Regions from separate parts of the Homo sapiens genome. Here region 1 is linked to region 2. The links are chromatin loops, found by intact Hi-C in ENCODE. Cell type or tissue: natural killer cell. All regions are shown on one strand. Links, peaks and the distances in the headings refer to the core of each region. The heading gives the core; the rest is flanking DNA. Region 1 overlaps MVP (major vault protein). Region 2 overlaps QPRT (quinolinate phosphoribosyltransferase).

What was found. Peaks named below come from ENCODE experiments on the same cell type or tissue, not always from the same donor. Only the 100,000 strongest peaks of a DNase experiment are listed, where the experiment ranks them.
Region 1: a loop joins it to region 2, with 12 times the contacts of the local background. A loop is called at or near these places in 48 of 110 quality-filtered maps.

Annotation. Positions count from the first base shown.
Region 1 is chr16:29,842,129-29,857,668 of GRCh38, reverse strand. It overlaps MVP (major vault protein), which reads right to left. Exons shown (of 15, transcript NM_005115.5): 11 at 12,790-13,176; 12 at 11,690-11,806; 13 at 11,385-11,511; 14 at 10,284-10,472; 15 at 9,648-9,907. The coding sequence ends at 9,680. Among named protein-coding and RNA genes, the nearest start is that of CDIPT, 13 kb to the left of the region's middle. RefSeq lists enhancers at 8,827-9,121, 11,014-11,513, 11,514-12,015. In natural killer cell, for the core only: CTCF peaks have their summits at 8,774 and 8,974 (motif pointing right); a DNase peak (open chromatin) is centred at 8,978.
Region 2 is chr16:29,691,539-29,708,311 of GRCh38, reverse strand. QPRT (quinolinate phosphoribosyltransferase) reads right to left here. Exons shown (of 4, transcript NM_014298.6): 2 at 13,113-13,648; 3 at 11,185-11,316; 4 at 9,613-11,113. The coding sequence ends at 10,901. Among named protein-coding and RNA genes, the nearest start is that of QPRT, 21 kb to the right of the region's middle. RefSeq lists silencers at 505-554, 8,685-8,859, enhancers at 5,894-5,993, 12,785-13,316, 16,010-16,304, 16,393-16,502, 16,113-16,613 and a cis regulatory region at 7,312-7,914. In natural killer cell, for the core only: a CTCF peak has its summit at 7,646 (motif pointing left); DNase peaks (open chromatin) are centred at 5,771, 6,301 and 7,631; H3K27ac peaks cover 2,955 bases.

The sequences.
Region 1 (15,540 bases), core at 4,699-12,698, 150 kb before region 2:
TACAAAAAAAAAAATACAAAAATTAGCCAAGTGTGGTGGTGTGTGCCTTAGTCCCAGCTACTGGGGAGGCTGCAGTGAAAGGATTGAATGAGCCTGGGAAGTCAAGGCTGCAGTGAGTCATGATCATGCTACTGTACTCCGGCCTGGACGACAAAACAAGATGTCTCAAAAAATAAAATAAATGCAACTTCTTGGACCCTGCAGCCAACCTTCAGAGTTAGAAGCTCTAGGGATGGGCTCAGAAACCTGCAACTTGAATGCCGGGGAATTCTTCCAGTAATGTTGAGAAACACTGTTCCCTCTTTTTATGGGCTCCTATCATATACTAGGCACTGTTCTGGGCATCTATCCCCTGCCATCTGTGGTTTTTAAACTACTGTACCGCATGCCAGACTCTGTGCTGCGGGTTCTTTGCAGATGTTACTCATTCTATCTGCATGATAGCTTAGCCAAGTGGCCCAAGAGGCCCCCGTGTCCAGGAGAGCAGAAATTTACCAGACATGTACTGAGCCTCAACTCCTGTGCTAGGCCCAGGGGATTCACTGGGTACTGGGCAGCTGGCTTCCTCTACAATAACATAGGAAAGTGCTCGTTGGGGGTGGGAGTAGAAGACACCTAGGACCTGATTTAGGGTTTGGTGAAGGGGCTGGGTATCCCATGTAGAAGGCTGGTAGGGATTGGAGAGGAAAGGGTTAGTGCAGAGGAGATTGGTTCTTAGCTGAGGGAATGGCATGGGAAGGCAGGGAGGCCAGAGAGGCCCCTGGGCTCTGCACCTCTTTCTCCTTCCTGTCAGCTCTTCTTCCGGCATGGTGGGTCCTCTGAGCACTCTCCAGCCCCAGAGCACGGAGCCCTTGGTCGGCCTGGGTCCCACATCCCTGACTGGCTCCTGGGCTCCTTGGTTCTAACCATTTACAGTGACAACAGAAATTGGAACAGATCTAGGCCGGGCACAGTGGCTCACACCTGTAATCCCAGAACTCTGGGATCCACCCAAGGGGGTGGATCATTTGAGGTCAGGAGTTAAAGACTAGCCTGGCCAACATGGTGAAACCCCATCTCTACAAAAAATACAAAAATTAGCCAGGTGTGGTGGTGCACGCCTGTAGTCCCAGCTACGCAGGAAGCTGAGGTGGGAGAATTGCTTGAACCCAGGAGGTGGAGGTTGCAGTAAGCCAAGATCATGCCACTGTACTCTAGCCCAGTGACAGAGCGAGACTCCGTCTAAAAAAAAAAAAAAAAAATTGTGCACAAAGCAGGTGTGTTTCAAGCGCATCAGGCACCCCTACCATCCCTGCCAACCTGGCCTGCTCCAGTCAAGGTGGGGAAAAAAAAAAGAAACAGATCTAGGTCACAGGGCCTGGAGCACCAAGTGCTCCAGGGAGGTTGGGGGAGTGGGGGTTGGGGGCTGGGAGAGCTGGTGAGAGGCGACGCAGAAGCCAGCTGGGGCGGCCTAGGAGCCCAGAGGACTTTTTAAAATTTTACTGTGGAGACAGGGTCTCTCTCTGTCACCTGGGCTGGAGTGCAGTGGCATGATCATAGCTCACTGCAGCCTCGACCTCTCAGGCTCAAGCAGTCCTCCTGCCTCAGCCTGCTGAACAGCTGGGACTACAGGCATGCACCACCATGCCCGGCTAATTTTTATGTTTTTCTGTAGAGATGGGGGTATCACTGTGTTGCACAGGTTGGTCTCAAACTCCTGGCCTCAAGTGATCCTCCTGCTTTGGCTTCTCAAAGCGCTAGAATTACAGGTGTGAGCCACTGTGTCTAGCCCATTTCCATATCTTAACATTCATTTTATGTATGTGCTGTTCTGCTAACACAAGCTACCCTGCTCTAAGTGCTATTTGCGTGCATTATCTTATCTCACAATTGTACAGTTGCACACAATACGACAGCCCTGTTACTGTTCTCATTCCCCAGAGAGGAAACAGGCCCCGAGAGGTGGCAGCCTGGCCAGTCTGGTTCCAGAGCCTGTACCTGAACACTTAATTGTACGCAGTACTTTCACGCCAGCGGGCTTCTGAATGGTTGCATAGAACGCCAGGCGTGGTGGCAGGCGCCTGTAATCCCAGCTACTCGGGAGGCTGAGGCAGGAGGATCGCTTGAACCCGGGAGGCAGAGGTTGCAGTGAGCTGAGATCGCACCACTGCACTCCAGCCTAGGTGACAGAGTGAGACTCTGTCTCAAAAAAAAATTCAGTTTAACCTGGTCCTACCACTGTGAATGGTGCTGCGGTAAATCATCTCGCGCTTTTTGGGGGACACGTATAGGATGAACGTTGAGGGGCTTAAAGCAGGACAGTGGCAGGGACAGACCTGTGCTTGAAGAAGCTATTGGTGCACAAAACTGAGGTGCGGTGGGTGTGGTGGCTCACGCCTGTAATCCCAGCACTTTGGGAGGCCAAGGTGGGCAGATCACGAGGTCAGGAGATAGAGACCACCCTGGCTAACACGGTGAAACCCTGTCTCTACTAAAAATTACCTGGGTGTGGTGGCACGCGCCTACTGTAGTTCCAGCTACTCGGGAGGCTGAGACAGGAAAATCGCCTGAACCTGGGAGGCAGAGGTTGCAGTGAACCAAGATTGTGCTACTGCACTCCAGCCTGGCGACAGATGAGTCTCCGTCTCAAAAGAACAAAAAACAAAAAACTGAGGTGCGTTTCCAGCTGTGGGCACCCCACTACCTGGCCTGCTGCAGTCAAGGTAGGAGACTGGGTCAGGGGCTGTCCCTGTGCCTGCCCTGCAGCCCTTTCTCCTTCCTGTTGGCTCTTCCTCCAGCCTGGTGGGTCCTCTCTCTCCAGCCCCAGAGGACAGAGCCCTTGGCCTGCCTGACTCCCATGTCCCTGGCTGGCTCCTAGGCTCCTTGGCTCTAACCATTTACAGTGACATCAGAAGGCTGACTGTGTAAATCCAGCTACATTGAGTTGTTTTGTTTTGAGACAAGGTCTCACTCTGTCACCCAGGTTGCAGTGCAGTAGCTCCATCTCGACTCATCACAACATCTGCCTCCTGGGCTCAAGTGATCCTCCAGCCTCAGCCTCTTGAGTAGCTGGGACTACAGGCGGCACCACCACCCCCAGCACACTATTTTTGTATTTTTTTGTAGAGATGGGGTATCCTTATGTTGCCCAGGTTGGTCTTGAATTCCTGGGCTCAAGTGATCCTCCCACCTCAACCTCCCAAAGTGCTGCAATTACAGGCATGAACCACCATGCCTGGCCATATGTGATTTTTTTTTTTTTTTTGAGACAGAAGTTTCACTCTTTAGCCCAGGCTGGAGTAAAGTGGTGCAATCTCGGCTCACTACAATCTCTGCCCCTGGGGTTCAAGCAATTCTCCTTCCTCAGCCTCCTGAGTAGCTGGGATTACAGGCACCCGCCACCGCGCCCGGCTAATTTAGTATTTTTAGTAGAGATGGGGTTTCTCCATGTTGGCCAGGCTGGTCTCGAACTCCTGACTTCAGGTAATCCACCCGCCTCGGCCTCCTAAAGTGGTGGGATTGTAGGCGTGAGCCATTGCACCTGGCCATATGTGATCTTAAAAAAGAGAGTTGAGGAGGAGAGTGTGAGCACGGGCAGTCTAAAAGAATCTGCACCCGAGCATCCTGAGGCTTGTAGGGTAGCACTGAAGACTCACAGGAGGGCTTCTAAGTCCCCTTGGCCTACAGGGACGTGGCTCGCAGTCAGACTGGTGCCGGCGTTCCATGTCCAGTGGCTGGCCTGGGCTCAGGAAGAACCTGCAGAGCCCTTGATCTGGAGGTGGGGAGTGGGGAAAGGCTGAGCTGACCTGGGCCCTGGAGTATCTATATTTGATCTAGGGAACATAGTGGAGTCACGTTATATGTGCAGTAATAGCCTTCTGGAATCAGCTATATGCCTTCAGAATAAATGAATGATCACCACGCCACTGTGTAAGAAGTTTCATTTGTTTGTTCCACTCAATGACTGCGCCTCGGAGGGCAGGAGATCAGTACCTGTACATTTGCTGTTCCTCTAGGCAGTCTCAGTCTTCAAGGCTCTCCTTCTGTGATTAAAAATAACCCTAACTACTGTAACAAACTTCAAGATGTGTAGTGCCTCAAACATGATAGTTTATTTCTAGACTGGTTGTGGTGGCACATGCCTGTAATCCCAGCACTTTGGGAGGCTGAAACAGGAGGATTACTTGAGGTCAGGAGCTTGAGACTAGCCTGGGTAACATAGCAAGTCCCCATTGCTACAAAAGAGTTAAAGAGTTGGCCAGGCGTGGTGGCTCACACCTATAATCCCAGCATTTTGGGAGGCTGAGGTGGGGGATCACCTGAGGTCAGGAGTTCGAGACCAGCCTGGCCAACATGGTGAAACCTCATTTCTACAAAAAATACAAAAATTAACTGGGTGTGGTGGTGCACGCCTGTAGTCCCAGCTACTCGGGAGGCTGAGGCAGGAGAATCACTTGAACCAGGAGGCGGAAGTTGCAGTGAGCCGAGACCGTGCCACTGCACTCCAGCCTGGAGGCAGAGCAAGACTCTGTCTCAAAAAAAAAAAAAAAAAAGAAAGAACATTATTTTATTTCTAACTCATATTAAATCTTAATCAGATGCTGCCGACTGGGAGACAGCTCTCCTGCAAGCGGCGATTCAGGAATTCGGGCATCTCCTGTTCTGTGATTCTGCCATTTTCAACACGTGGCTCCTGGGACTGCCCAGCTTGTTTGCATCATGTAGGCAGATGATGTGTATGGAGGTTGCAGGAGCCAAGTTTTTATGGAAAGACAGGAAATTAGCACTTATTACTTCCACTTCCATTCCATTGGCTACAACTCGGTCACACGGCAGTGTCTGAGGACAAGGGAAGCTGGGACACAGATTAGTTGTGGGCGTAAGTGGAAGAGGAAACTGATTCGGTAAACAGCATCTTACCATGCTGAATGTGTTCGCTGTTGAAAGACACAGATTTTTCTTATAAAGGGGGTCCTTCAACACATCAATTACTTTGGTATTCAACCAAAGAAAAGCCATTTGTTCTAGTGCTAGAGAAAAACAGGCTGTGTTGAACTTCTTCAGAGATCACACTGTTCTCTATGTATGTTTTTGAGACAGGGTCTCACTCTGTTGCCCAGGCTGGAGTACAGTGATGCCGTCATAGCTCACTGCAGCCTCAAATTCCTGAGCTCAAGTGATCCTCCTACTTCAGCCTCCTGAGTAGCTGGGACTACAGGCACATGCCACCACACCTAGCTAATTTAATCTAAAAACACTTTTTTTGGATTAGACATAGGCCTAATTTTTAAGATATAAAAAACTAGGGCCAGGCGCTGTGGCTCATGCCTGTAACCCCAGCACTTTGGGAGGCCAAGGCGGGCAGATCACCTGAGGTCAGGAGTTCAAGACCAGCCTGGCCAACATGGTGAAACCTCATCTCTACTAAAAATACAAAAATTACCTGGGTGTGGCGGCAGGCACCTGTAATCCCAGCTACCTGGGAGGCTGAGGCAGGAGAATCGCTTGAACCCAGGAAGCAGAGGTTGCAGTGAGCCGGGATTGTGCCATTGCACTCCAGCCTGGGCAACAGTAGCAAAACTCTGTCTCAAAAAATACAAAAATTAGCCAGGCGTGGTGGCACACGCCTGTAATTCTCGCTACTCAGGAGGCTGAGGTAGGAGAATTGCTCGAACCTGGGAAGCAGAGGTTGCAGTGAGCCGAGATCATGCCACTGCACTCCAGCCTGGGCGACAAAGCGAGACTCTGTCTAAAAAGAAAAAAAAATTCAATGTATATTTCAGGCTTCTTTCAGTAAACAGGTTGCTTGGGGCAACCCTAAGCCCCAGGGATGAAATTCAAAATATTTAACCACCAAGCCAGAGCAAGACCCTGTCTCAAAAAAAAAAAAAAAAAAAAATTTGAGGTTAAACCTAATAATTAAAATTTTAAAAATGTAAAGTTAAAAAAAAATTAATCTAATTTTTTTTTTTTTTTTTTTTTTTGGAGACAGAAGCTCACTGTATTTCCAGCAAGTCCTGTCTTCCCCACTCTATGGCCTGTGCTGGGCCCCTCTTCGTGCATATAATTTTTTTTTTTTTTTTTTAAGATGGAGTTTTGCCCTCTCCCAGGCTGGAGTGCAGTAGCACGATCTCGGCAGACTGCAGCCTCCACCTCCGGGGTTCAAACGATTCTCCTGCCTCAGCCTCCTGAGTAGCTGGAATTACAGACGTGTGCCACCACGCCTAGTTTTTTTTGTGTTTTTTTTTTTTTTTTTGTATTTTTAGTAGAGACGGGGTTTCACCATGTTGGCCAGGCTGGTCTTGAACTCCCAACCTCAGGTGATCCACCCACCTCGGCCTCCCAAAGTGCTGGGATAACAGGCGTGAGCCACTGCACCTGGCCCCTTGCATACAATTTAGAGGAGTTTCCCCTATGACCTATGAGATCTTACAATCCTGTGAGGCACACAAAGTAGTCAGGATAGGCTAGGTTATACTGTGGTAACAAAACCCCCCAAATCTCCGTTGCTTAATACAGCAAACATTTCTCACTCCTGCCACATGTCTGTTGCAGGTCAGCTGTGGCTGCACCTCATGCCATTTTCTCCCTGGGACCCAGGTGGTTGGAGCAGCTTCCACTTGGAACATTGCTGGTCACCCATTTATATGGAAAAGGGAAGAACAGGCATGTGATGTCATTTCCCCTTGCATTTCATTGGCAAGAGCCAAAGCCTGATCACCAATTGAGGTCCACGTGGAGACATCAAGGCATGGATTGGAAATGAGTCCAGAGCTCTTGGGTGAGGTCGGAGCTGGAGTAATGGATTCTGAGGTCAGTGGTATAGAGACCATCTGAGGTCATGCGATTGGACAAGAATGTCAGCATGAGAAGTGGGCCTTAGGGAACCTACTGAGAGAAGCGAGAAAGAAAACTAGAACAGGTGATGTCAGGAAAGCCCAGCATGGGAGGAATGGCCAACTGTGCCAAGTGACCGATCAACTACTGGATTTAGCAACGGGACATTACTGGTGATGCCGAATAAAGCAGTTTCCATAAAGTAAGGGGCAGAGACAGAAGCAAACTGGGGTGTTTTTTTGAGTCGGAGTTTTGCTTTTGTTGCCCAGGCTGGAGTACAATGGCGCAATCTCGCTCACTACAACCTCTGCCTCCCAGGTTCAAGCGATTCTCCTCCGTCAGCCTGCCGAGTAGCTGGGATTACAGGCACCCACCACCACACCTGGCTCACTTTTGTATTTTTAGTAGAGACAGGGTTTCACCATGTCGGCCAGGCTGGTCTTGAACTCCCGACCTCAGGTGATCTACCCACCTCGGCCTCCCAAAGTGCTGGGATTACAGGCGTGAGCCACCACGTTTGGCCCTATCTGGAGTGGTTTGAAGAGATAATGAGAGATGAGGAATGGAAAGTGAGACCACAGAGAACTCTGGAAAAATTTGGCTGTGATGGAAAAAGGAGAGGTGGAAGTTAGAGGGGCTCATAGGGTTAAGGGAGTTGTTTTATATGGACAGAGTAGACATGTCTATATCCTGATGATGATGATGCAGGAGAGAAGAAATTGATGGCATATCAGCTGGGTACAGTGGCTCACACCTGTTATCCCAGCCCTTTGGGGGGCCAAGGCAGGCAGATCATGAGGTCAGGGGTTCATGATCAGTCTGGACAAGATGGCAAAACCCCATGTCTACCAAAAATACAAAAATTAGCAGGGCATGGTGGTGCATGACTGTAGTCCCAGCAACTCGGGAGGCTGAGGCAGGAGAATCACTTGAATCCAGGAGGCAGAGGTTGCAGTGAGCTGAGATCACGCCACTGCACTCCAACCTGGGTGACAGAGCGAGACTCAGTCTCAAGAAAAAAAAAAAAAAGAAAAAAAAATTGACAGCACAGGAGAGGACGGCAATCAGTGAAGGAATGCAGCCCTCTCTCCTAGAGCCCAAGGGGAGGAGCCCAGGGTGGGAAGAGGAGGGAGGACAGTCTAGATGCCAGCAGTTTGTTAGGTTTGTTGCTGGGAAGGGCCTTCCTACCCAATTTGCTTCTATTTTCTCAAAGAGGTGAGAGAAAGTGGGCAGGGGTGTAGGAGGCTGAGAGGAGAGGTGGTGTGAATGGTTGTCTCAAAGCGGATCGCACACAAGACAGAGCAGCACAGCCAGAGAAGCTGCACCTCCCTCAAAATTTGTTCCCATGAGTTTAAAATAAGATCAGTCAGCTCCGTGGGGTGTTCCTCCTGCAGCAACGGTCAGGGGCAGGGCAGAGAGGGAGGGAGGTGGTTTAAGGGGGGATCGGGCTTTTTCCACTCAATATTACAGGAAGGTGAAAATGAGGGCTTTAGGGAGGCTTTAAGGGTTTTGTTTGTTTTGTTTTTTTTTATAGAGACAGGGTCTCCCTCTGTCACCCAGGCTGGACTGCAGTGGTATGATCATAGCTCACTGCTGCCTCCAACTTCTGGGCTTAGGCAATCCTCTCACCTTAGCCCCCCGAGTAGCTGGGAACACGGATGCATGCCATAACATCTGGCTTTTGCTTTTTTTTTTTTTTTTTTGGTAGAGATGGGGGTCTTGCTATGTTGCCCAGGCTGGTCTCGAACTCCTAGTCTCAAGTGATCCTTGTGCCTTGGCCTCCCAAGGTGCTGGGGTTACAGGCCTAAGCTCTTGCACTCGGCCCCTGGGATCTTTTTACTTCCTCGGCAGAGACGGGGCAGGCCTGGCACCTACAACTGTTCCTGGCCCCAAAGGGCTAGTGCACCCAGGCTGACTGCACCTGGATCCTTCTCTCAAATGAGGACCCCATACTGGTTGTGGGGGAGAAGGTGGGATAAGGGCACTCCTCCTTCAGTGCTCCCAAACAGCCCAGACCGGAAGCTCAAGGAGATGCCCAATTCCTACTGCCCTAGGCAGGGTCCTCCTCCCCAACCTGACACCCCCACCTGGGAAGGGACAAGCGCACAGCACCGGGTGCAAGCCTGACACGTCTGCTGGTGCTGTGGGTGCTCCAGCAGGTGGCGCTGGAGGGCGCCTCCCGAATGGGAAGCTGGGTTGCATCTGCAACAGCTGAGAGCTACCAGGCAGCTGGGCTCCTGGAGAACCAGTGGTGAGATGTTGCCATTGTGGGCCCCATGCCCCCACCCGTGGCATCATCACCCCTATCTGGGCTCTAGGAAGCCCAGTGCACAAGGCTTTGGGGCCACATTCCTACTGGGTGACTTCCAGCTCATCCTTCCCCTGCCTCGGGGTCCTCTCCCCTTTATGGAGGAGAAGAGTCTCCTGTAACTATCTAAAGATGTTGACCGGGCACAGTGGCTCACACCTGTAATCCCAGCACTTTGGGAGGCCGAGGCAGGTAGATCACCTGAGGTTGGGAGTTCGAGACCAGCCTGGCCAACATGGTGAAACCCCATCTCTACTAAAAAATACAAAAATTAGCTGGGCGTGGTGGCACGTGCCTGTAATCCCAGCTACTCAGGAGGCTGAGGCAGGAGAATCACTTGAACCTGGGAGGTGGAGGTTACAGTGAGCAGAGATCACACCACTGCACTCCAGCCTGGGTGACAGAGCAAGACTCCAGCTCGAAAAAAAAAAAAAAGATGCCAGGGGCACCTCCCCTCCCCACCATTAAGCTCCCTGGTAACCCCAACCAATGTCAGACAAGAGAAAAGTGTTGAAATTGTAAATGCCCAGAAACTTCCATTGTATTAATCAGGAGTTAGCGCAGTACAGGCACCACGTGGTTGTCTCCAGGAGCTTGAGGGGCCTGAGCAGACTGGGGGGATATCCCCTCCCCAGGGCTGGGCCCACTGGCCACCCTTCTGCCCAGGGGCTGACCCTCGGGCCCCATCCCCAGCAGCCCAAAGGCTGTGTTGAAGAGGTTGATGGGAGTGGAGCCATCGGTGATGAGGGTTGATTTCAGGCCCAGGGACTGGAGCAGTTTTACCTGGAGGGTGAGAACAGGAGGAAGTTGAGATGGGCGTCAAACCCTGGCCACTTCAGAGTGACCCTCCTTAAGTCAGCTGGTTTGAAGGGTCACCTCCCCTGCATCTGACCACCCTGCTTGACTGCCTTGGAAATGCCTGTCAGACTGGCGTCCCATCCATTTCCTGTCTCCTCCGGAGCTCTGGCTCACTGCTGGGTCTAGTACAGTGCCTGACGTTGATGCAGCGTGACACTGTGTGAATGTCCCTGCATCGTGGGTCAGGTCACTCACCCCTCCCTTCCCCACAATCTTTCCAGATGTTGTGTTTTCCGCCTTGGCTCTGCCTTCCTGGTTTCAAGGTTGGTCCTGAAACCAACACACCTTCCCCAACTCTCACCTGCATCTCAGGCCCAGCCACAGCAAGGTCCCTGATGGTGCTGGGGCCTATGGCCTCTGTCATCTGCTTGAACTTCTTCACCTCCACCTCAGCCAGCTGCTGAGCCTTGCTCACCTCCAGCTCCAGCTGGGCCCGGGCATAGACCAGTTCCAGCTCTCGGACCTTCTGGACCCTCTGGAGCTCAGCCTCCTGGAAGAGGAAAAATCAATCATTCTTTATTTTTTGACCCAGGCTGGAATGCAGATCAGGACTCACTGCAGCCTTGAACTCCTGGCTCAAAGGATCCTCCTGCCTCAGCCTCCTGGGTAGCTGGGACTACAGGCATGTGCCACCACACCCAGTCAATTAAAAAATTTTGTTTTTGTAGAGATGAGGTCTTGCTATGTTGCCCAGGCTAGTCTTGAACTGGTCTCGAACTGACCTCAAATGATCCTCCCATCTCAGCTTTCCAAAGTGCTGGGGTTAGAGACCTGAGGCACCACACTAGGCCTCTTTTTACATTTATTTTTATTTACTTTATTTTTGAGATGGAGTTTCACTCTTGTTGCCCAGGCTGGAGTGTAGTGGCACAACCTCAGCTCACCGCAGCCTCCACACCTCCTGGGTTCAAGCAATTCTCCTGCCTCAGCCTACCAAGTAGTTGGGGTTACAGACACATGCCACCATACCCAGCTAATTTTTTGTATTTTCAGTAGAGATGGGGTTTCACCATGTTGGCCAAGCTGGTCTTGAACTCCTGACCTCAGGTGATCCACCCGCCTCGGCCTCCCAAAGTGCTAGGATTACAGGCGTGAGCCACTGCACCCGGCCTCTTAATGGGATTTCAAGCATTAAATAAGATAATGCCTATGAAGCATACACAGCACTTGTGCCAAGGTGGCCAGTGCATGAGCGCCCAGCTGCAAAATGGGTGTTCTAATCCTTACCTTCCAGCAATGGAGTCAATGAATCCTACAAGGCAAAGGACTTTGCAAATGCAAAGTACTTGGATAGGGCTTTATGTTGGGGGACCTGGTGTCCTATACAGTCTCAGGGACTGTAGGGAATGGGCCTTTTCCAGGACTCAAGGCCACCCTCTTCTTAATGCCTCCCCCCACTCACCGTTTCAATGGCCAAGGCCTGTGCTTTTAGCTTGGCCTGCAGCACGGACCCTTCTCCCTCAATCCGGGCTGCCTCCGCACGGGACTCGGCCTCCGCCTTGGCAGTCCCGGTGCTCTCCACGGCCATGCTGGGGAGAAGGCAGAGTCAGGTAAGACCCGGGAGACAGCCCAGTCCCCCCACGGCCTTGGCTTATGCTGTAGCCGTGCACTGTCTCATCGACACCCCACCCAGGCCTGCTGCCCACACCAGCTGCTGTCCTAAGACCCTCGGCCCCTGCCAGTCTCCTCCTCTAGTTCTCAACCCACCTCAGAGCCTCCAGCTCCAAAAGTTCCTTGCGAGCTTTCTCGGCTTCTGACTGGTCCAGGATCTTCTGCCGCTCAAGCCGGCCGCGGGCTTCCTGCTCCAGTCTCTGAGCCTCATGCCTGGAGGAGACGGAGCGCAGGTGAGAGGCTGGCATGGGGCCAGAGCAGGAACAGGAGCGCCAAGGGCAGCGGCCACCAACCAAACCGGTGCCCAGGACAGACCCCAGCCCCTAGAAGGCACCCAATACGCAACTCAACCCAGAATGGTATACGCGCCACAAGCCAGTGTCATTCTAGGCCGGACAAATGCAGGCGTGACTGCGGCCCCCTACTTTCACGCCACTTGAGTGGGAAAAGAACAAGTATACAAGGAGGATTTCAGACAGTGACAAGTGTGGGAGAGACCAGGCAAAGAGGGTGCTATTCAGCTGTGAGAGAAAGAAAAGTGTTCCCCAAGGAGGGGATCTTTGGGCTGAAGCCAGAAGGAGAAGCCTGCCTGGAAGGGAGCTCAGGGGCGGGGGGAAGCTTTCTGGGCAGCAGGAATAGCCATTGCAAAAGGCCTTCAGGTGGGTCCAAGCTGTGCATTGAAGGAGCAGAGGAAGCCAGTGGGGCTGGAACATGTCAGCTGGAACATGTTCCAGGGACGAGGAGCATGGAAGGGGGAGGCTAGAAGGCAAATCGGGGGAGGCCGGCTGGAGCTGCAGGAAGGAGTTTAGGTTTTATCACATGCAAGATGGGAGGCTGCAGGAGCCACATCTGATACGTGCTTTTTTTTTTTTTTTTCTTTTGAGACAGGGTCAGTCTCCCAGGCCTGTTGCCCAGGCTGGAGTGCAGTGGCGCAATCATGGCTCACTGCAGCCTCAAACTCCTGGCTTCAAGTGATCTTCCTGCCTCAGCCTCTCACAGTGCTGGGATTACGGGCATGAGCCACCGCGCCCAGCCTGATTCACATTTTAAGTGGGTCACCTGATCTGTTGGGTAGGGAATAGATCTTTGAGGGTAGGGATGGCAGCAGGCAGTCCACAAGGGATGCCAGGTTATCCAGTTCCCAGCAGTGGCCTGCCATGGGCATTATAGGCAGCCGAGCTCCCAGCCTCACTTACTTGGCCGCCGCTTCCTGGGAGTTGGTGGTGATCTCGATGGCCAGCTGGACGCTGCGTTGCAGGGCGTCCCGGGTCCTCTGATCCACAGGCTCCACTGACTGCACGTCCACACTGCTGACCACCAGCCCGTTTTGGGGGAAGACAGCCTGGTCCCGGGGCCTGGGCAGGGCCATGCCATCGGGGCCCTTCGCTTCCGAGGTCTCAAAGCCAAAGACAGCAGTGCGAATGATGCGGGCTGAGTTCTTATGGAAGTCATCGAAAGTGACAGAGGCCACGGCCCCCCGCACCCGGGATGCGATGGCTTTGCAGGCATCACCTACAAAGTCTGGCACTGAAAAGAGCTTGGCCGTCTCTTGGGGGTCCTTCCGGTCATTCACCTCAAAGTGCCTGTGAACAAACAGGCCCAGAATGGGGAAGCTGCTTTCACCCAGGAATCTCTCTTTAGAAGAGACAAGGTCTTGCCATGTTGCCCAGGCTGGTCTTGAACTCCTGGGCTCAGGCAACCCCCCAACCTCAGCCTCCCAAAGTGCTGGGACTACATGTGTGATCACGCCCAGCCAGCAACTCTCTCCGAGAAGAACTTCAACACCCATCCTGTGTGGCCGGGCAGGGTCTCTCGCAATAGAGAATGCTAATGTATGCCTGGTAAGGTCCTAAAAACTTAACACACGTTCTCCTTTAATCCCACTCAGCCACCCTATGAGATGGCAATGATCACCACCCCCATTTTACAGATGAGGAAGTAGAGGTCCAGGGAAGTCAAGTGGCTGGCCCAAGACTTGCCATATAACATGTGACAAGCCAGAAAGCTGAACCAGGCAGCTGCTTCTGGGGCCTGTGCTCTTAACTATGATGTTGTAGTGCCTGGGAATATGTCGGCAGCCCTGGGAATATGTCGGCAGCTGTCTGCCGCCATCAGGGCACTGGCTGCTCTCAGCTAAGAGGTGAGGGACATGCTTGGGAGTATTGAATATTCTTTTTGGAGACAGTCTTGCTCCGTCGCCCAGGCTGGAGTGCAGTGGCTCGATCTGGGTTCACTGCAACCTCCGCCTCCCGGATTCAAGAGATTCTCCTGCCTCAGCCTCTTGAGTAGCTGGGACTACAAGCTGGGACTACAGGTGCCCACAACCAGGCCTGGCTAATTTTTGTATTTTTAGTAGAGACAGGGATTCACCATGTTGGCCAGGCTGGTCTCAAACTCCTGACCTCAAGTGATCTGCCTGCCTCAGTCTCCCAAAGTGCTGTGATTACAGGCATGAGCCACCACGCCTGACCCTCCCTCCCTCCCTTCCTCCCTTCCTCCCTCCCTCCCTCCCTCCCTCCCTCCCTCCCTTCCTCCCTTCCTCCCTTCCTCCCTTCCTCCCTTCCTCCCTTCCTCCGAGACAGGGTCTCTGTGGGTCTCTGTTGTCCAGGCTGGAGTGTGGTGGCACAATCATAGCTTGCTGCAGCCTCAAATTCCTGGGCTCAGGCAATTTTCCCACCTCAGCCTTCCAAGTAGTTGGGTCTATAGACATGTACCACCATGCCCAGCTAGTTTATAAATTTTTTTTTTTTGAAACAGAGTCTTGTTATGTTGCCCAGCCTGGTCTCAAACTCCTGGCCTCAAGCAATCCTCCTGCCACAGCCTCCCAAAGTGCTGGGATCACAGGTGTGAGCCACAGTACCCAGTCATGAACACTGTTTCTGTACATGACTTATCTCACCCAATCCTAATAGCTGCTATTGAGCTCTGACCAATAGAGGCACTGTTCTAACACTCATTGCATCTTTTCAATGGCCTTGTGAAGGAGAAAATGCTGTCTTCCTCATGTTACAGATGGGGAAACTGAGGAAAGCACCCTGTCCCTTCCCCAGGTCCACAGGCTGCAAACAGCAGGGCGGGGGCGCAGGCCAGGGCAGTCAGTTTCTGAACTTGAGTTCTCACCGCCCCCTTGCACTGCCCACTCCCGCCAGCTGTGTCCCATGCATCTTTTAACAGCCCGACAGTTACGCATTTGGCTGCACGCTCACTGGGAGCTTAGTTGGGGTAGTGTCCTGCTACTGGATCCCTGAGTCCTGACCCCAGGAGGTGAGCCCACGCCTTCCCTGGATTTGCGTGAACTCCTAGGTTCCCTCTTGACCTCAGCACTGAATGAGGTGTCCTGCCTTCATGAGGAGCCCAGCACCAGCACTTGAGCAGGACCCTCCTTTTCTTGGGGTTCCTAGGCTGCACCCAGCAGGAACCCTCACCCACTGCTTGCCACCCGGTTTGTTTTTTTTGTTTTGAAACAGGGTTGACCGGGTGCAGTGGCTCATGCCTGTAATCCCAGCACTTTGGGAAGCCGAGGCAGGCGGATCACCTGAGGTCAGGAGTTCGAGACCAGCCTGACCAACATGGAGAAACCCCATCTCTACTAAAAATACAAAACTAGCTGGGCATGGTGGCACATGCCTGTAATCCTAGCCACTTGGGAGGTTGAGGCAGGAGACTCGCTTGAATCCGGGAGGTGGGGGTTGCAGTGAGCCAAGATCGCGCCATTGCACTCCAGCCTGGGCAACAAGAGTGAAACTCGGTCTCAAAAAAAACCAAAAAACCAAAAAACCAAAAAACTAAAAAAACAAAAAACAAAGAAACAGGGTCTTGCTCTGTCACCCAGGCTGGAGTATAGTGGGGCCATCAAGGCTCACTGCAGCCTGGACCTCCTAGGCTCAAGTGATCCTCCCACCTCAGCCTCCCAAAGTGCTGGGATTCCAGGAATGCACCCCCATGCC
Region 2 (16,773 bases), core at 4,438-12,437:
TCCGCCCGCCTTGGCCTCCCAAAGTGCTGGGATTACGGGCGTGAGCCACCGCACCCAGCCAACATGATTTTCTAATTCTATTCCTAGGTATACACCCAAGAGAAATTGAAAACGTGTGCCCACACCAAAACCAGTACATGAATTTTCATAGCAGCATAATTCATAATAGCCAAAACGTAGAAACAACCCACATGTCCATCAACTGAAGCATGGGTAAAGAAAATGTAGTATATCCATGCAATGGAAACCATTAAAAGGAATGAAGTACAGACAACATGGATGACCCTCAGAAACATGCTGAATGGAAGAAGCCAGGCACAAAAGGCCATGTGTTGTATGCTTCTGTAGCAGAACGAGCCGCAGACAAAACCTCTCAGACACCAAGTTGTAGAAGGAAAGGCTTTATTCAGCTGGGAGCATCAGCAAGCAACTGCCTTAAAATCCGAGCTCCCAGAATGCACAATTTCTGTCCCTTTTAAGGGCTCACAACACTAAAGATTTCACATGAAAGGGTCGTGATTGATTTGAGCAAGCAGGCGGTATGTGGCAGGGGCTGCATGCACCGGTGGTCAGAGAGAAACAGAACAGGGCAGGGAGTTTCACAGTGTTCTTCTATACAGTGTCTGCAATCTATGAATAACATTGGTTTCTAAGTTATGAGTTGATTTTTAACTACTGGGTTTAGGCCAGGCAGGCCCAGGCCTGGTTTCGGGCCTGGCGCCGGGCTGCCTGTCTTTGATTTTACTTTCTTGTTGTTTTTTCTTAAAACAGGTACTGAGTATAAAACAATATAAAACAATATGAGAAGTTCTCTCTTCCCTCAATTCTATGTAGATAAAATCCATCAAGACAGAAAGTAGAATAATGGTTGCCATTGGCTGAGAGGAGGGAGATGTACTTGATATCACAAGAAGGGAGTTTCTTTCTGGAGTTATTTTATTTATTTATTTATTTATTTATTTATTTATTTATTTTGAGACAGAGTCTCACTCTGTCACCCTGGCTGGAGTGCAATGGCACAGTCTCAGCTCACTGTAACCTCCGCCTCCCAGGTTCAAGCAATTCTCCTGCCTCAGCCTCCTGAGTAGCTGGAATTACAGGCATGCATCACCATGCCTGGCTAATTTTTGTGTTTTCAGTAGAGATGGGGTTTTACCGTGTTGGTCAGGCTAGTCTCGAACACCTGACCTCGTGGTCCACCTGCCTCAACCTCCCAAAGTGTTGGGATTACAGGCATGAGCCACTGCGCCCAATCTTTCTGGGATTATTAAGATGTTCTTTTGGCCGGGAACGGTGGCTTACGCCTGTAATTCCAGCACTTTGGGAGGCCGAGGCGTGCGGATCACGAGGTCAGGAGATCGACACCATCCTGGCTAACACGGTGAAACCCCATCTCTACTAAAAATACAAAAAAAATTAGCCAGGCGTGGTGGCAGGTGCCTGTAGTCCCAGCTACTCGGGAGATGGAGGCAGGAGAATGGCGTGAACCCAGGAGGTGAGCCGAGATTGCGCCACTGCACTCCAGCCTGGGCAAGAGAGCGAAACTCTGTCTCAAAAAAAAAAAAAAAAAAAAGGATGTTCTTTTTTTTTTTTTTTTTTTTTTTTTTTAAGAAGGGGTTTTGGCCAGGAGTGGTGGCTCATGCCTGTAATCCCAACACTTTGGGAGGCTGAGGCAGGCAGATCATGAGGTCAGCAGTTCGAGACCAGCCTGGCCAATGTGGTGAAACCCCGTCTCTACTGAAAATACAAAAAATTAGCTGGGCGTGGTGGTGGGCGCCTATAGTCCCAGCTACTCAGGAGGCTGAGGCAGGAGAATCGCTTGAACCTGGGAGGTGGAGGTTGCAGTGAGCCTAGACTGCGCCATTGCACTCCAGCCTGGGCGACAGAGCGAGACTCCATCTAAAAAAAAAAAAAGAAGGGGTCTTACTCTGTTTCCCAGGTTGGAGTGCAGTGGTGCAATCACAGCTCGCTGCTGCCTCGAGCTTCTGGCCTCAAGCAATCCTCTTACCTCAGCGTCCCAAGTAGCTGGAACCACAGGTGTGTGCCATCTTGCCCAGCTCATTTTTAAATTTTTTGGTAGAGAGCGAGTCTCACTATGTTGCCCAGGCTGGTCTCAAAAATTCCTGGCCTTGAGTGATCCCCCCCACCTCAGCCTCTCAAAGGGCTGGGATTACAAGTGTCAACCACTGTGCCCAGCCTGAACCCTTTAAAGCAGTGAAGTATATGCGATGTAAATTATATCTGAATTTTAAAAACGATGCTTCAGGCCAGGCGCAGTGGCTCACGCCTGTAATCCCAGCACTTTGTGGAGTTTTTTGCTTTTTTTTTTTTTGAGATGGAGTCTCACTCTGTCGTCCAGGCTGGAGTACAGTGGCACCATCTCGGCTCACTGCAACCTCCGCCTTCCAGGTTCAAGCGATTCTCCTGCATCAGCCTCCCAAGTACCTGGGATTACAGGCATGCACCACCACGCCTGGCTAATTTTTTGTATTTTTAGTAGAGAAGGGGTTTCACCGTGTTAGCCAGGATGGTCTGGATCTCCTGACCTTGTGATTTCCACCCGCCTCAGCCTCCCAAAGTGCTGGGATTACAGGCGTGAGCCATCATCCCCGGCCAGTCCCAGCACTTTGGAAGGCCAAGGTGGGTGGATCATTTGAGATCAGGAGTTTGAAACTAGCCTGGCCGACATGATGAAACCCCACCTCTACTAAAAATACAAAAATTAGTTGGGCATGGTGGCGGGTGCCTGTAATCCCAGCTACTCGGGAGGCTGAAGGGGGAGAACTGCCTGAACCCAGGAGGCGGAGGTTGCAGTGAGCCAAGATCACACCTCTGCCCTCCAGCCTGGGTGACACAGTGAGACTCTGTCTCAATAAATAAATAAATACAAGTAAAAAAATAAAAATAAAAACAATGCTTCAAGAAAAGGGGATTAAATATATCATTTAAAGTTATGATGATAACTAGTAGGAAGACTACCAATAAAAACAGCACAAAAAAAAAGAAGAAAAAAAGAATGAGTGAGATACATTCTTTGTTCTTCACATCAGGGAGTCAATAGTGCTTAAAACCACAAATGATCATCTTTTCCACTCAAGTGTAGATGCCAGGAGGACTAAAAACACAGAGCTCCTTAAACGTGGTTACCTCATGGGAATGAGAGTGAATGGATATTTTTTACTTTTTCATTTTGTACTCTGATAACTAAATTAATTAACGAAAAGCAAGAGGAGGTGGATAAGTTAACTATGCTAGAAAATTTATGAATGGACTTTATTGTTCTATTTTTATTTTTATTTATTTATTTTTTTGAGACCGAGTTTCACTCTTGGTGCCCAAGCTGGAGTGCAATGGCGCGATCTCGACTCACTGCGACCTCTGCCTCCTGGGTTCAAGCGATTCTCCTGCCTCAGCCTCTCGAGTAGCCGGGATTACAGGTGTGCGCCACTACGCCTAGCTAATTGTTTGTATTTTTAGTAGAAACGGGGTTTCACCATTTTCACCAGGCTGGTCTCAAATTCCTGACCTCAGGTGATCTGCCCTCCTCGGCCTCCCAAAGTGCTGGGATTACAGGTGTGAGCCACTGCGCCTGGCCCTATTTTGATTATTATACGCAGAGGGTCACTGAATTGTTGACTCAGGTCATGTAAGCAGCTCTTCTGCATCTTCTGTGCTTTCCCCAATGAATGTTTCATTCACTGGAATTAATTAGGTTGGAATGGAAAGTGCAGGACTTGGTTTAGTCCTCAAAATCTTACATCCTTTGGGGAAGTTACTATACCAATAATCTAAAAATGTATTCACTATAATCCTCCACCTAAAAGGCTGCCAAACCGCAGCAAATTCCCTTTCTGGTTCACAGCTTATTAAGAAAACTAAGCAGATCATGCAGAAAATAAAAATTAAATATTTTTTGTTTCTTAGATTATAGTTAAGGGGCTTTTTTGAGATGAAGTTTTGCTCTTGTTGCCCAGGCTGGAGTGCAATGGTGTGATCTTGGCTCACAGCAACCTCCACCTCCAGGGTTCAAGCGATTCTCCTCTCTCAGCCTCCTGAGTAGCTGGGATTACAGGCATGCGCCACCACACCCAGCTAATTTTGTATTTTTAGTAGAGATGGGGTTTCTCCATGTTGGTCAGGCTGGTCTTGAACTCCTGACCTCAGGTGATCCACCCTCCTTGGCTTCCCGAAGTGTTGGGATTACAGGCATGAGCCACTGCGCCTGGCCTCAGTTAAGGGACTTTTTACATATTTATTTATTTATTTATTTATTATTATTTTGAGACGAAGTCTCGCTGTTGTTCTCCAGGCTGGAGTGCAATGGCACGACCTTGGCTCACTGCAACCTCCGCCTCCCGGGTTCAAGCGATTCTCCTGTCTTGGCCTCCCAAGTAGCTGGGATTACAGGCGCCTGCCATCATGCCTGGCTAATTTTTGTATTTTTAGTAGAGACGGGGTTTCACCATTATGGCCAGGCTGGTCTTGAAGTCCTGACTTCAGGTGATCTGCCTGCCTCGGCCTCCCAAAGTGCTGGGATGACAGGTGTGAGCCACCACACTCGGCCTTTATTTATTATTTTCGAGACAGGGTATCTCTCTGTCGCCCAGGCTGGAGTGCAGTGGTGCAGTCACGGCTGGTTGCAGCCTCAAACTCCTGGGCTCCAGCAATTCTCCTGCCTCAGCCTCCTGGGTAGCTGGAACTACAGGTGCAAATTATCATGCCTGGCTAATTTTTAAATTTTTTGTCAAGATGGGGTCTCTCTATATTGCCCAGGCTGGTCTCAAACTCCTGGCCTCAAGTGATCTCCCTTCTGGGCTTCAAAAAGTGCTGGGATTATAAGTATGAGCCACCACCTCCGGCCTTCCCTCCTTCCTTCCTTCCTTTCTGCCTTCCTTCCTTCCTTTCTCAAAAAAAAAAAAAAAGAAGTCAGTGTTGTCTGACTGGTATTGTCTGATTACCTGCATATATTGATATATTATTCCAATAAAGATGCTTGCTTTTTCCTTTGGTTAAAAAGTATCCGGCCAGGCGCGATGGCTCACGCTTGTAACCCCAGTACTTTGGGAGGCTGTGGTGGGCGGATCACCTGAGATCAGGAGTACGAGACCAGCCTGGCCAACATGGTAAAACCCCATCTCTACTAGAAATACAAAAATTAGCTGAGTGTAGTGGCACGCACCTGTAATCCCAGCTACTTGGGAGGCCAAGGGAGAAGAATTGTTTGAACCCGGGAGGCAGAGGTTGCAGTGAGCCAAGATCACACCATTGCACTCCAGCCAGGGCGACAAGAGAGACTCTGTCTCAAAAAAAAAAAAAAAAAGCATCCAAAACCCTGGCACGGTGGCTCACCGCTGTAATCCCAGTTACTTGGAAGGCCAAGGCAAGAGAATCACTTAAGGACAGGAGTTCAGGACCAGCCTGTGCAACATAGCAAGACTCCTGCTTAAAAAAAAAAAAAAGTGTCCGAATATCTAGAATAATGCAACTTGTGGGATAGCTCCTTCTTGTTGCTAAGGCTCCTGAATCTTTTAGCTGAAGAACTAGGAGAGAGGAAAGAGGTTATCCAAGGACCCACTGAACTAGAGGTATGTATTATGATTTTTTTGCCCTTGATAATTTTCTGGGGGTGCTATACTAGAGTCCCATGATCTGAAGCGCAAGGCGTACCTGAAATAAATAAAGCCTGCGTTATCTGGCCTAAATCTGATGTGCACAGTGACGGATGGAGATGTTATTCACAGCCACACAGGCAGATTTTCTTCAGTACTTCGGTCTTAGAATGCTGAGCTACTTAGGGCCTCCGGAAGCAGGTCTTAAATGTTGCTGAGTAATTGGCAAAACAATCAATTACTCAGGAAGTCATTGGAACAAAGTATAGAGGCGGTGAACATTTACATAATTTTACCCACCTGGTTGTCTTGAAGGGCTAGCCATAAATTAATGTATGTGTCCGCAGCATAATGCCACAGCGGGATTTTTTTAAAGATCCGACGTTGAATTGTTTGCAGATAGTTGGTTTGCTAAGAATGTCTCGCCGTTGTGTTTTTTGTTTGTTTGCTCTGGGTTTTTTTTGGGACAGAGTCTCACTCTGTCGCCCAGGCTGGAGTGCAGTGGCATGATCTCGGCTCACTGCAACCTCTGCCTTTGAGGTTCAAGTGATTCTTGTGCCTCAGCTTCCTGCGTAGCTGGGTTACAGGCACCCGCCACTACGCCTGGCTAATTTTTGTGGGTTTTTTGTTTTTGTTTTTTGAGACAGAGTTTCGATCTTGTTCCCCGGGGTGGAGTGCAGTGGTGTGATCTCGGCTCATGGAAACCTCCGCCTCCCGGGTTCAGCGATTCTCCTGCCTCAGCCTCCCAAGTAGCAGTAGCTGGTACTACAGGCACATGCCACCACGCCCAGCTAAGTTTGTATTTTTAGTAGAGAAGGGATTTCCCCATGTTGGTCAGGCTAGCTTTGAACTCCTGACCTCAGGTGATCCACCTGCCTTGGCCTCCCAGAGTGCTGGGATTACAGGCGTGAGCCACCGTGCCTGGCCTTGCTGTTTTTAAATGCTTTTACCTTTCACGGCCTCAGCACACTAAAACTCATATCCACTGAGGTGACTCACTGTCAATCTGGTTTGACCTCTTGCCATCTTTGACCTCTAGATTGAGTGCCCCAGTTCTGGGCTTCTGTAGCATCGGATGGTGGGTGGGCGGAGGGGTGGGAAGAGTGATGAGTGGATGGAAGCACAAGGGGGTGGATAGGATGGGTCGGGGGTGGACAGGATGGGTCGGGGGTGGACAGGATAGATGGGGGTGGACAGGATGGGTGGGGGTGGACAGGATGGATGGGTGTATTACCGAAACGCCAGGGATTCAGTCTAGGTCCCATTGCTTACTGCACAGAAAGCTGATCTGGGATCCCGGGACAATGAGTATCGCCAGGAAAGAAGGCTTTATTCAGATGACATCTGCCAAGGAGACAGGAGATAAGTCTCAAATCCATCTCTCCAACAAACTCCAATTGGGGGTTTATATAGTGGGGAGCAAATGTAGCTGTGGGTGGGAAAACAGGAATTAGAGGGGGGTAAAGAAAAGGAGTTTCAGTTCCTTGATGCTATCTGGGAGGCCTGAGGGTCAGTTTCCTGGGGAAGGAACTCAGATAAGGCAAATTTAAGTTTCAAGCTTTAAGACCAGGAATGTCAATTTCTGTGTTTATCCAAAAAAAAAAAAAAAAAAAAAAAAATCTATGGGACAATTTGGCCAGTTTCCGGTGGGCAGGACAGCAGGTGGAAGGGGCGAGGGGCGCGGGTGGGTGGGTGAGGAGGAGGACAGGCATCAGGTGAGCGGATGGATGGGGTTGGTGGGTAACCCAGACAGTATTTGGGAGGGGATGGGTGGCTGGGAGTGAATGTGAGTAGCTGGTGAATCTGGAGTACACGGGGCTTTGAAAAGTCACAGGGGTACCCTGGGCAGTTGGATGGGGGTCTGATGAGGGGATGAGGCTGGAAAAGTGGGTGGAGAAAAAACTGCTGCCAATGCCTCCTCGCGTTGATTCTTGAGCAGATGCTATGCTGCGTATTCATAGCCTCCTTGGCTATTGCCTTCGGAATCCGGAAAGGGAGCTGGAATTAGAGACGAACGGAGGGCCGCGTGGTTGCAGTGCCCTCTGGTGGCCATCAGGGGTGGCCATCAGGACAATTGGTGTCTACATATTTTCCTTAAGTATTTTTTCATTGTCTATTCTTCCCCGCCCCCACCCCAACCCCAACATACAGACTCCCTGAGGACAGAGATTTTTATCTGTTTACTCGTTGTATGTTCATTGTCTAGAATAGTGCCTGGCACACAGTAGATGCTCAGTTAAATATTGAATGAGTGAATGACACAATTCAAACTGCTCCACCACTTTATATATTTATTTATTTATTTATTTTTGTTTGAGACAGGGCCTCTGTCACCCAGGCTGGAGTGCAGTGGTGCAGTCACAGCTCACTGCAGCCTCAACTGCCCAGGCTTAAGCGATCCTCTCACCCCAGTCTCCTGAGTAGCTGGGACTACAGGTGTGCACCACCACAGCTGGATAATTTTTTAAAAATAGAAATTGAGTCTCACTATGTTGCCCAGGCTGGTCTTGAACTCCTGGGCTCAAGTGATCCTCCTGCCTCAGCCTCCCAAAGTGCTGAGATTACAGGTGTGAGCCACCATGACTGGCCTCCACCACTTTATTGATGAGTGACCCTAAGCAGCTCTCTTAACTTTATAAAGCCTCAGTCTCCTCTTCGGTAAGTGGAGAGGCTAACGCCCGCCCCCACGAGCATTAACTGAGGGAAGGGGACCTGCACACCCTGGATGAAGGTGCTCCCTGCTAGCTCCCGTCTCATGCAGTAGCCAGCATTGCTGGCACATCCCGTACTCACAACAGCATATCATTTTCATTAAACAAACTGCTATGATGGGCACATTTGCCATTGTCTGTGGGGCATCCTGGGGAAATGATCCCAGCTTGGTCCTAGGCTGGCCAGGCAAAGAGGAAGTGTAGCCAGATGGACAAGGGACTGGGAGGTGATGCATAAGAGTCCTTGCCTGCCACGCATGCCCCATTTCCCCACCCCCTCAGTCACACCCAACTCTTCCAACTGCCTTGAGCCATCGAACTCCCTCTGCCTTCTGAAGCTCTGAAGACACTGTATCACTTCTCTCCAAACCCCATGGCCATGACCCACACTCAAGTCCTCTTCCACAGCTCCTCCTGGCCTCCCTGCAGCTGCTCTAGCCCCCTCAAATGCATCCTTCTGCAACGGACTGGATTGAAGCTGCGAATAAGCTTATCTGATTTTCCAGCTTGATTTCCAGCTCACTCATGAGACAGAGTCCAAATCCTCCGATCTACCATTTTGTGGTCTGGACCCAGCCCATCTCCTAGCCACCTCCTGATCACAGCTTCAAATCTTACAGCAAACAATCCAAGCCACCTCTGCCCATGCATCTCCCCTGCCTGGAAATCCATTTCCCTGCAAGGAGGGCGTGTGTTGCCCTAGAGTGCCCAGGATCCATTTCCTGTTCCCCCAGTAATGGAGTGCCCGCCCCAGCTCTCAGAGCTGGAGGATACTGGAGGGCTAACCCATTTCTGGGTTTAGGGGGAGCTTAAGACTCAGGCAGGCAGGTTCCTTTCGCTTTTTTAATGGAACGCTGTGGCTGCAACGAGCATTTTCCAGTTGGCCACAGCGCACCCCCACTTTGTCTTATTCCAGTTCCACCCATTTATTTTATCCGAATAGGTCCTGGAGGCACCGAGTTTGCAGCTCCTGGTACCCTCTCCTCACTTCTGCTCTGTCAGGCCCCAATGCCTGCCCAGATCCCAGATCCCAGTTCCCAGATCACCCCGGGGCTCAACTTTCCTCCCTTGATGCCCAGTGGAACCCCTGGTCCCATGGGGCTTCAGTTTCCCCAGTTCAGGCATAAGAAGCTGGGGTTCATCTGAGCGTGTCCATGTTCCCCCTGGAGGAAGGACGGGAGCAGGCAGGGTGGAGCTGGGATTAGAGGGGACAGGGCAGCTGCAGGTGGCACCTCTGGGCTGTGTCCTCTTGTAGCAGGACGAGCCACAGACAAAACTCCTCAGGCACCGGATTAAAGAAGGAAGAGGTTTATTTGGCCAGGAGCATTGGCAGACTTGCATCTTAATAGCTGAGATCCCTGAAAAAGAAATTCTTGGCCTTTTTAAAGGCTTACAACTCTAAGGGGTCCACGTGAAAGGGTCATGATATCTCAAGCAAGCGGGGAACGTGACTGGGGGCTACACGCATCAGCTAACAGAGCAGAAAGTTTTGCAATGCTTTTTCATACAATGTCTGGAATTTACAGATAACACAAGTAGTTTAGGTCAGGGGTTGATATTATTATTATTGTTACTTTTTTTTAACTACCAGGGCCGGGTGGTGTCGCCAAGGTCTTCTGGCTATTTATCTTACTTCTGTTTTGTTTTGTTTTCTAACTTTTTGCTTTCTCTCTTTCCTCCTGTCTTGTAAACTAGGCAAGGTGGGGGGAGGAGGGCAGCAGGAGTAGTAGTGGTCTCCTTCTTACTGTGGGACTGGCCCCTTTGGTTTAGGGTATCACCAAAGGCAGTGTCTAGGCCAGCCCAGTGTCTCTGCCCAGCAAACCTCCATCTGCTGTGCACTCACAGCCAGGCCATGCTGGTGTTTGGTACAGGTTGGGTGCATGAAGGATGAAGGTTTTGGCCTGTCTGGGGCTTTTGCCTGCCTTTCTTCCTTTCTTTCCATCCTTCCTTTCCCTCCCTCCCTCCCTCCCTCTCTCTTTCTCTCTTTCTTTCCTTTGTTTCTTCTTTGGAGACAGAGTCTCGCTCTATCACCCAGGCTGGAGTGCAGTGGCACCATCAGCTCACTGCAACCTCCACTTCCTGGGTTCAAGCGATTCTCCTGCCTCAGCCTCCTAAGTAGCTGGGATTACAGGCGCGTGCCACCACACCCAGCTAATTCTTCTATTTTTGGTAGAGATGGGGTTTCACCATGTTGGCCAGGCTGGTCTCAAACTCCTGAACTCAAGTGATCTTCCCGCCTCAGCCTCCCAAAGTGCTGGGATTACAGGTGTGAGCCATCGTGCCCGGCTGTCCCAGGTAACTTCTGACATTTGCTGACCCCTCACTATGTGCTCATTATCACCGCAGAACCCCATGTGGTTGATCCTTTATTAGACCCATTTTACAGATTAGGAAACTGAGATGAGCAGAGGTGAAGTCAGCCCTGACAGGTCACAGGAGCAGCAGGTGGCAGAGCCAGAGTTGGGCTCAAGCTAGTGCCAAATGTGCCCCATTGGCCACTGACCCTAAAGATGTGTGACCCAGAGGGTCCTGAGGAGCCACGTTAACCCATGGCCGGTGTCATCCTCTTCCGGTTTAGGACTAGTGGATTTTGGGCACTGGAGCCACCTCTTTGGCAAACAGCTTGAGGGAGAAATCAAGGGCTGGGGCCGCCTGGGTCAGCATCCCCATGGAGATGACGTCTATGTGCGGCCCGCAGAACTGGGGGAGGTTGTCCAGGGTGATGCCCCCACTGGCTTCCACAGCCACACTCGGGAACTGGGCCTTCAGCACGGTGGCCGTGGGGTGCAGCTCCTGCGGGACACAAGCCAAGGGGAGGTAAGAGCCCACCACAGATCCCTCCCCGGAGGCAGAGCCCACCTTACCTCTGGCTTGAAGTTGTCCAGCAGGACAAGGTCGGCACCAGCCTCAGCTGCCTGCACGGCCTCCTGCAGGCTGCTGCATTCCACTTCCACCTTCAGAGTGAAGTCAGCCGCCTGTCTGGCCGCCCGCACCGCCTGCTGGGCAGCCGGGAGGACAAGGGTGAGGACTGGGCCCAGCACCTGGCACTGGGGCGCAGGGAGCCGGGAGGGCGAGGGTGACGATAGGGCCCAGCACTGCAGCTGGGGCGCGGGGAGCCGGGACTGACATTTGAAAAGCTTCGGGTGGACCATGAACTTGGGGTTAATAAGGAAACCAGACTTTGGGGTTGTTTTTGCTTTGTTTTGTTTTTGAGACAGGGTCTCAACCTGTCGCCCAGGCTGGAGTGCAGTGGTGCAATGATAGCTCACTGCAGCCTCTACCTCCTGGGATCAAGTGATTCTCCCACCTCAGTCTCCCGAGTAGCTGGGACTACAGGTGCGTGCCACCATGCCCAGCTAATTTTTGTATTTTTAATAGAGACGACGTTTCACCATGGTGGCCAGGATGGTCTCTAACTCATGACCTCGTGATCCACCCATCTCAGCCTCCCAAAGTGCTGGGATTACAGGCGTGAGCCACCGCACCTGGCCACTGTTTTGTTTTTGAGTCAGGGTCCCGCTCTGTCGCCCAGGCTGGAGTTCAGTGCAGTCATAGTTCACTGCAGCCTCCACCTCCTGGGATCAAGTGATCCTCCCACCTCAGCCTCCCAAGTGGCTGGGACTACAGGGGCTTGCCCACAAGCATGGCTAATTTTTTAATTTTTTGTAGAGACAGAATCTTGCTATATGGCCCAGGCTGGTCTCAGACTCCTGGACTTAAGTAATCCCCCCAACTGGGCCTCCCAAAGTGCTGGGATTACAGGTATGAGCCACTGAGCCAGGATGTTTTATTGTAGGTTAAAATGACCACTTTTGTGGGTCAAAAAGTGGATGAATATCAGCAATATTTGGCATTTGGACCTGAGCTCAATTTGACTCAGAATATTAAAATTAGAAGGGGTGTTTAAGGGCATTTCACAGATGGGAAATAAGGTGCAGAGGGCTAGAGAGATGGGCTCAAGGCTGTGGTGCCAGTGACACTGGCTTCCCCTGTGTTGTCCTTTGCTCTTGAACATCACGCCACGCAGCAGCAGAACAAAGATAAAGAACCAATTCCAAAACCAGGCATGGTGGCTTATGCCTATAATCCCAGCACTTTGGGTGGCCAAGGTGGGAGGATCACTTGAGTCCAGAAGTTTGAGACCAGCCTGGGCAACATAGTGAGACCCCATCTCAAAAAAAAAAAAAAAAAAAAAAAAGGCAGCTGGGTGCAGTGGCTCACTCCTGTAATCCCAGCACTTTGGGAGGCCGAGGTGGGTGGATCACCTGAGGTCAGGAGTTTGAGACCAGTCTGGCCAACATGGTGAATCCCTGTCTCTACTAAAAAATACAAAAATTAGCCGGGCATGGTGGCTGGCGCCTGTAATCCCAGCTACTCGGGAGGCGGAGGCAGGAGAATTGCTTGAACCCAGGAGGCAGAGGTTCCAGTGAGCCGAGATTGCATCACTTCACTCCAGCCTGGGTGAAAGAGTGAGACTCCATCTCAAAAAAAAAAAAAAAAAAAAAAAGCAAAAATTAGCCAGTGGGGTGGAGCATGCCTGTATATCCAGCTACTGGAGAGACTGAGGCCCCATCTCCAGAAAAAGAAAAGCAGGCCCAGCTCCCCTTTAGCTTAGCTGGATGAGCTCAACTGAGCCCAGCTCAGATGGAGGAGCTGAGGTGGGAAGAGTCTTGTGTTGCTGACTCCAGGCCATGGCTGTTCACCCGGTCATGGCTGGAGGCTCTGGAGAGGGGAGGGGAGGGGAGGGGTGTGCTGAGGGTGGGGTTGGACCAGGGACAGGCAGGACCAGCACCTTCTCCACGCCACCGGCGGCCACCACATGGTTATCCTTCACCATCACCAGCCCTCCCAGGTCGTAGCGGTGCGAGGCGGCCCCGCCCACCAGGAGCCCATACTTCTCCACCAGCCGGAAGCCTGGCGTGGTCTTCCTCGTGCCTGCCACGTGCCCAGTCCAGCCGGCCCCCCTGGCGGCCTCCACTGCAGCGGCGGCAGCACTGGCAATGCCACTGCAGCGGGCCAGCGTGTTGAGGGCCACCCGTTCCCCCAGCAGCAGGCAGTGGGCAGGGCCCCGGACCTCGGCCACTCTGGCCACCGGCACCAGCTTCGATCCCTCGGGGAGGAACCAGGAGACTTGGCAGTTGAGTTGGGTAAATATGGCATCGAAGAAAGGCTGCCCTGCCAGTACCCCAGGGGATTTGGCCCACAGCGCCGCCTGCGAGGGGCCTGCCCCGCTGACCAAGGCTGCGTAGTTGAGCCCTGGGCAGTCCTCTCGGAGCCAGCTGTCCACCAGGGCTGCCAGGGTGACGGGCGGCAGCAGCAGCGCCAGGCCTGGGGGGAAGAGAGAACAGCTGTTGAGTTTGGCTGCCTCTCCTGCTGTCAGGGGTCACTGTCAAAATATTTAACAACCAGTGAAACTGGGAACTGGCCCATCAGCCTCAAGATCTAGGGGTCCCAGGGGGGGGACTGCGGTGAGGAAGGGGGGCGTGGGGGGAAGGGAGGTTGTGGGGGCGAGGGTGAGGGAGTGCTGTGGGCTTGATGAGATCACTGGGCACCTAGTTAAATTTAAACTTCTGGGCCGGGCGCGGTGGCTCACGCCTGTAATCCCAGTACTTTGAGAGGCCGAGGCGGGCGGATCACGAGGTCAGGAGATCGAGACCATTCTGGCTAATATGGTGAAACCCCGTCTCTACTAAAAATACGAAAAAATTAGCCAGGCTTGGTGGCGGGCGCCTGTAGTCCCAGCGACTCCAGAGGCTGAGGCAGGAGAATGGCGTGAACCTGGGAGGTGGAGCTTGCAGTGAGCCGAGATCAGGCCACTGCACTCCAGCCGGGGTGACAGAGTAAGACTCCGTCTCAAAAAAAAAAATTAAACTTCTGACCGGGTGCGGTGGCTCACGACTGTAATCCCAAACACTTTGGGAGGCTGGGGCAGGCAGATCACTTGAGGTCAGGGGTTCAAGGCCAGCCTGGCCAACATGGTCTCTACTAAAAATACAAAAATTAGCCAGGCTTGGGGGTGGACACCTGCAATCCCATCACAGTTTGTTTATCCAATACTCACCAGTTGCAGCTTTCAAATTCACTTAAAAAAAAAATCAGTCTGGCCAGGCGCGGTGGCTCACGCCTGTAATCCCAGCACTTTGGGAGGCCAAGGCGGGAGGATCACCTGAGGTCAGGAGTTTGAGACCAGCCTAGCCAAAATGGTAAAACCCTCCTGTCTCTACTAAAAATACAAAAATTAGCCGGGCGTGGTGGCAGGCGCCTGCAATCCCAGCTACTCGGGAGGCTGAGGCAAGAGAATTGCTTGAACCCGGGAAGCAGAGGTTGCAGTGAGCCGAGGTCACGCCACTGCACTCCAGCCTGGGTGACAGAGCAAGACTCCACCTAAAAAAATAGTAATAAAAATAAAAAATAAATAAAATGAGGATGATGGGGCTGGGTACAGTGGCTCATGCTTGTAATCCCAGCACTTTGGGAGGCTGAGGCAGGTGGATCACCTGAGGTCAGGAGTTCAAGACCAGCCTGGCCAACATGGCAAAACCCCGAAAAAAATGAGCCAAGTATAGTGGCGCAGGCCTGTAATCCTAGCCACTCGGGAGGCTGAAGCAGGAGAATCGCTTGAACCCAGGAGGCAGAGGTTGAAGTGAGCTGAGATCGTGCCACTGCACTCCAGCCTGGGTGACAGAGCAAGACTCCGTCTCAAAACAAAAAAAAGGATGATGGGGAGGTGGGGAAGGTTAATGGGTACAAAAAAAATAGAAAGAATGAATAAGACCTACTATTTGCTAGCACAACAGGGTGACTACAGTCAATAATAACTGTACATTTCGAAATAACTAAAAGAATGCAATTGGATTGTAACAGAAAGGATAAATGCTTGAGGGGATGGACACCCCATTCTCTATGATGTAATTTTTTTTTTTTTTTTTTGAGACAGAATCTCACTCTTGTTGCCCAGGCTGGAGTGCAATGGAGTGATCTCGGCTCGCTTCAACCTCCGCCTTCCGGATTCAAGCGATTCGCCTGCCTCAGCCTCCCGAGTGGCTGGGGTTACAGGCGCCTGCCACCATACCCGGCTAAATTTTGTATTTTTAGTATAGACGGGGTTTCACCATGTTGGCCAGGCTGGTCTGGAACTCCTGACCTCGTGATTCGCCCGCCTCCGCCTCCCAAGTGCTGGGATTACAGGCGTGAGCCACTGCGCCCGGCCTAACCTGATTTATTTATTTATTTGTTTTTTTGAGACGGAGTCTCGCTCTGTCGCCACTGTGGCGCCTGCAGTGGCCTGGCGACTGCAGAGGCGCGATCTCGGCGTCAGCCACCGCATCTAGCCCATGATGTGATTATTATGCATTGCATGCCTTTATCAATGTGCACCCCATAAATATATACACCTACTATATACCCACACTTTTTTTTTTTTTTTGGAGATAGTCTCGTTCTGTTGCAGTGGCGCGATCTCGGCTCACGGCAAGCTCCGCCTCCCGGGTTCACGCCATTCTCCTGCCCCAGCCTCCCGAGTAGCTGGGACTACAGGCGCCCACCACCACGCCTGGCTAATTTTTTTGTGTTTTTAGTAGAGACGGGGTTTCACCGTGTTAGCTGGGATGGTCTCAATCTCCTGACTTCGTGATCCGCCCGCCTCGGCCTCCCAAAGTGCTGGGATTACAGGCGTGAGCCACCGCGCCCGGCCAGTACCCACACTTAAAAAATAAATAAATAAATAAATAAATAAATAAATAAGGATAGTGGACATGGTGAAGGCCCCTCGCGCGGTAGGCATAGCCCGTGATGGGCCCTGCATGGCTGCGGGCAGAGGCAAACCCAGGCGCGGTGCAACAGCGCCATCTATCGGCAGGGAGAAGACCTGCAGCCTAATGGACCCCCGCCATCCGTGGAGTTGGCTTCCCCTTGAGGGGAACACAGAGCCAGCGAGGGTGTTTGATTTAGCGCGCACACACGTGCACGCACACGCACAAGCACGCGCACACAGCACACTTCTGTTCCAAGTGGAAGTGAAGGCCAGACATCCTGGCTTGCTCCGCTCTCCAAAGAGGGCCCTCTCTTGTCTACTTCCCCAAAGCCAAGCTGCTGAGTCTCCACTCACTCACCCCACCTCCCCTCCGAGCCACAAGCCTCCTTGACTGCACCCGGCTCTCCTTCGCCACATTCTCTCCCACATCTGCCCCAGATGGCTCCTGTCCCTCCACTAAGAGCTAGCTATACTGAGGCTGGGCACTGTCTCTGTTGGTCACATCCAGCTACGGAAAAGGCCTGGGAGCAAACGGCAGGGAGGAGAGCCTAATCCCCCACTCCCACTCCATTCAAACTAGGTGCAGTGCAGTGGCACGATCATGGCTCACTGCAGCCTCAACTGCCCAGGCTTAAGCAATCCTCTCGCCTCAGCTTCCCAAGGAACTGGGACTACAGGCGCACACCAACCATGCCCGGCT